Linked DNA regions of Homo sapiens: region 1 is linked to region 2. A link is an interaction called in ENCODE POLR2A ChIA-PET data of the cell type or tissue named here. Cell type or tissue: PC-9. All regions are shown on one strand.

The links. Peaks named below come from ENCODE experiments on the same cell type or tissue, not always from the same donor. Only the 100,000 strongest peaks of a DNase experiment are listed, where the experiment ranks them.
Region 1: POLR2A ChIA-PET joins it to region 2 with 6 read pairs; 1 of 35 experiments calls an interaction of 5 or more read pairs at or near these places.

What each region holds. Positions count from the first base shown.
Region 1 is chr3:23,036,030-23,038,529 of GRCh38, forward strand. No RefSeq gene overlaps it. Among named protein-coding and RNA genes, the nearest start is that of UBE2E2-DT, 170 kb to the right of the region's middle. RefSeq lists an enhancer at 1-122. In PC-9, no CTCF peak of the experiment used is centred here; no DNase peak of the experiment used is centred here; H3K4me3 peaks cover 434 bases.
Region 2 is chr3:23,727,664-23,730,163 of GRCh38, forward strand. No RefSeq gene overlaps it. Among named protein-coding and RNA genes, the nearest start is that of UBE2E1, 77 kb to the right of the region's middle. In PC-9, no CTCF peak of the experiment used is centred here; DNase peaks (open chromatin) are centred at 1,248 and 1,898; H3K27ac peaks cover 2,163 bases.

The DNA of each region.
Region 1 (2,500 bases), 690 kb before region 2:
CCACAGAGGTGGAGTCTATAGAGGCAGTAAGCTGTGCTGAGCTGTGGTGGGCTCCACCCAGTTCAAGCTTCCTGGCCTCTTTGTTTACCTATTCAAGCCTCAGCAATGGTGGACGCCCCTCCCCCATCCAGGCTGCCACCTCGAAGTTTGATCTCAGACTGCTGCAATAGCAGTGAGCAAGGCTCCATGGGCGTGGGACCTGCCAAGCCAGGCATAAGGGAGAATCTCCTTGTCTGCCAGTTGCTAAGACCTTGGGAAAAGTGCATTATTCAGGCAGGAGTGTCCCGTTTTTCCAGGTACAGCCTGTCCTGGCTTCCCTTGGCTAGGAAAGGGAAATCCCCCAACCCCTTGCACTTCCTGGGTGAGACGACACCCCACCCTGCTTCGGCTCATGCTCCATGGGCTGTACACACTGTCCAAACTGGTTGGACCCATCTTCTGCATCAATCACGCTGGGAGCTGCAGACTGGAGCTGTTCCTATTCGGCCATCTTGGAATGGATCCCTTCCCTCTACTATATTAATCATTAAATTTTCTTCTTCACATTTTAACACTTCCATGGAATTTTTTTTTAATTTTCATAGAGTACTCTTCCCCTTGTCTGACTTCTCTCAAGAATACTAAGGTGAAGTCTATATTTATAAGAATTATGCCCAGTATTTCTACCATACTATTTTTTTCTAAATACAGTATTTTTTTTATTTTGTGCTATATCAATGGATTAATTACGACTTAAGTCACTATCTCTAAGTCCCAGATGAGTTATTCATTAATTTCCTTAAATACCCAACGAAACTCTTTGACATCTCTCTGATCTAGACTCTCCCTTAATGACTCTGTTCTCCACTTCTTACTTACTTTCCGTTTTTCTTATGTCACTTCTATAATTAGAAAGAACACTGGGGCTACAAAATGTGGTCTTTAAACACCCAAAGGGCAAAAGCAAACATTCCATGAGAGTCAAAGAGAAACTGAAGCACCAAAAAAAGAACGATGACTTAGCCAAATTAACTCCCCCAGGAAATTATTTAAACTATTATGAAAGTGTTTTATAGTATGATAAGAGTAAAAAGCAAAAATGAAAAGACAGATATTCTGCTGCAAATTTTCTCTTGTAGTTAGGTAGATACATAAATATAGACAACTAGATGATAATTATCATATCAAGAAATGCTATTATACCCAAGCACATGGAGAAATTCCTGCCAATTTGGAATGTGAAACAAATTTAGTACAATAGAGCAATGTGCATATTGTCCTGCTGGAAAACTATTTGTTTAAACTAGGAAGTGGTAAATGACATCACATACACAAGGTTGATGGGTAAAATCACTTGCTGTGGAACCATGAAGATGGTAAATCCAGCACCACCCAAAAGGTGGATGCAAGGACTGCTCCTTGCACAGAAATCCTCCATCCACTAAGAAATGCCTTGCTTTTCATTTTTTCTCTCAAAGGAAACTTTCTCTTTTCTTTAATATCTCCATTTAGGCCAAAATATAAAATGTATCTACTTTCTTGCTTTTTTCAGCTATTCCTCGCTCATTAAGTTTCCTACTAAACATGTTATTGATTTTTAAAGTTCTAATAATTATATGAGTACTTTAGCTACTAAAATAGCCACCATTTTTTGAACTCCCACTATGTACCAGGCAATAGTAAGCATTTTCTATAAATAGCATTTTTTTATTCACAGAACAACTATATGAAGCAGAAATTATCCTGATTTTTACAGGAGAAGAAACTGAGCCTTAGGTGAAGGAACTTTGTCAAGGTCTCCCAGTTATTAAGGGGCAGAGGAAGACTTGAAACTCAGGTCTGATTTTCAACACATATATATTTTCCACATTATTCTGCCTTGTCTAGAAAAGTGATATTTTTGGCTGGGCGCAGTGGCTCACGCCTGTAATCCCAGCACTTTGGGAGGCTGAGGTGGGCAGATCACCTGAGGTCAGGAGTTTGAGGCCAGCCTGGCCAACATGGTGAAACCCTGTTTCTACTAAAAATACAAAAAAATTAGCCAGGCATGGTGGCACGCACCTGTAATCCCAGCTACTCTGGAGGCTGAGGCAGGAGAATTGCTTGAACCCAGGAAGCAGAGGTTGCAGTGAGCCAAGACTGCACCACGGCACTCCAGCTTGGGCAACAAGAGCGAAACTCCATCTTGAAGAGAAGAGAAGAGAAAAAAAAAGAAAAGAAAAGAGATATTTTGACAGCACACAAGCTAGGTACTCCTTCATTCAATGACATGAAAAAGCAGGCTTAATTCATTTTGTTGTCATTGAACCAATTCAAAACAATTACATACAATTTAAATTTGTAAGGAAAACATAAATTTATAAAATGAATGCTTTATGCCTTTGGAATGCATATGATATTGATAATGATCCATTGCTATCTGAGTTTTAAATTTTGCCATTTTTCTGCCTGAATCATTTGGAGATCAGGTAGAAGTTCAAGCCAAATTTTATTGAAAAATAGGCAAAAATTTCATCTATAT
Region 2 (2,500 bases):
ACTGCAACCTCTGTCTCCCAGGTTCAAGCAATTCTCCTGCCTTAGCCTCCTGGGTAGCTGGGATTACAGGCATGCACCACCACACCCGGCTAATTTTTGTATTTTTAGTACAGACAGGGTTGCGCCATGTTGGCCAGGTTGGTCTTGAACTCCTAACTTTGCGATCCACCCGCCTCGGCCTCCCAAAGTGCTGGAATTACAGGCGTGAGCCACTGCGCCCAGCCTCCCTTTTTGTTTAATGTAGGCAGACTTGGTTTCTGTACTTGCATACTAGGCCATTACTGATATACTAGGTATTATCCCCATTGTACAGATTAAAAAATAAAGCCCAGGGTCAGTGTGGTCAGTGACTCTCCTGGGGTCATACAAGCTACTAGGTAGCAGGATAAATAAGGATTAGAACCAGGCCGGGCATGGTGGCTCATGCCTGTAATCCCAGCACTTTGGGAGGAGGAGGCAGGAGGATAGCTTGAGCACAGGAGTTTGAGACCACCCTGGCAAAAATGGAAAAACCGTGTTTCTATTAAAAATACAAAAATTAGCTGGGCATGGTGGTGCGTGCCTGTAATTCCAGCTACTTGGGAGGCTAAGATGAGAGGATCACCTGAGTGTGGGAGGCGGAGGTTGCAGTGAGCCAAGATTGCACCACTGCACTCCAGCCTGGGAGACAGAGTAAGACCTTGTTTCAAAACAAAAAACAAACAAACAAAAAAAAAACACAGATTAGAAGCAGTCAGTCTTACTCCATGCAAAGGGAGAGGCAACATCACAACTGACACTGATAACCCTGGCCTCACTCCAGTGCTGTGACTTTGTCCCCATCCTTTTGCACCCAGGGGACAACATGGGCATGCTGGCATGAGGAGAAATGCACAGATCCCTTTCACAGCTGTCCGCTTCTCCCAACAAGGCCAACCAGGGAGCTTGAGATTGTGCCATCTCAAAATCTCTCCCCTCCAACCAGCTGAATCCTCCAGGCAACCCACTCACTTAACCATTTCTCTCTTCTAAGGGAGCAGAAACAAGAACCCAGCCCAGCGCGTGGGCTTCTGTGCCTTTTTCTGTGGCTTAGCTGAGCATTACTCTTAAATCCTTATTCTGATCTTTGTTTCATGTTTACAGAAGTGGATTCTTTTTATTCCTTTCCCCTGACAGGAATAATCCCTTTGGAATTTAAGCTTTTAAAGAGTAGCTCCTTGTGTTATTTGAAAGGCAGCCTAGGGGCTGCCCCTTTGCACACAGATCTCCTCCTTGCAGGAGGAGGTGTGGCTGGCCCAGGGCGGTGTGGGGACACAGACCTGAAGAACGTGAAGTGCATGACAAGCTCAGGCAGTCCTGGGGAAGGGAGTTCTCAGCTCCTATCTGGCCTCTCCCTCCCCCAGCTTTCCCCCATTCCTAGACCAGTCTGCACCAAGGGCAACCCTGAAACAGGAGAGGGAGGTAATGGGGGGAGGCTGTCAGCAGGAGGGGAGGAGTGGGCAGAAGATAACACTGACTTGTCACCTGCAGCCAGGGAGAGGGAGGGTGATGCCACAGTCGGCCCACCCTGGGACAGAATCTCACCTTTCTTTTTTTTGTTGTTGTTGAGATGGAGTCCAGCTCTGTAGCCCAGGCTGGAGTACAGTGGTGCAATCTCAGCTCACTGCAACCTCCACCTCCTGGGTTCAAGCGATTCGCCTGCCTCAGCCTCCCAAGTAGCTGGGATTACAGGCATGCACCACCACGCCCAGCCTTTTTTTTGTATTTGTAATAGAGATGGGGTTTCACCATGTTGGCCAGGCTAGTCTCAAACTCCTGACCTCAAATGATTCGCCTGCCTCAGCCTCCCAAAGTGCTGGGATTACAGGCATGAGCCGCCGCACCCAGCCAACCTCTCACTTTTCAAGGTCCCCTGGCTATTGAAACATGAAGACACCCTAGAGGAGGATTACAGACTCTAGGGGGCAAGTGAAATGCTGTCTGGATCCCTATCCACGAAGGAACTGGCACCCAGCTGCTGGGAGGAGGCCTGTGGTGGCCAGCCTCAGCCAACAGCCTTTTCAGAGATTGCCTCTACCGCAGAGAGCCACTTCAACCAGGTGACAAGGACAGCAAGAGAAAAAAAGCCTGGTCCTATCAGCTCAGCTGAGGACAACCCTGAAAGGCCATTTAAAACTCCCTGTGAGCGCAGCGCAGGCTGCCACTGGGCCACATCCCAGCCTACTTCTCACCCTGCCCACTCCTGCTTCCTTTTGTCCCCCTCCATGGCTGGTGATCCAAGGGTGGTCCCTAACTAGTATCTTGTCTGCTAACTCCATTGGCTTCCATAACATTCCTAACACATAAACATGCAATGCAATAGTCTGTACTTTTACATGATAATTGTGATTTTTTTAATGCTGATTCACGGTGTGTGACATCAATGAATTTTTTTCAATACTTGGTGCATATCTCTGTGTGTAGCCTTTAGTGACACAAAGTTATATGGGTTAGTTACTATTATCCACTTTTTTTTTTTTTA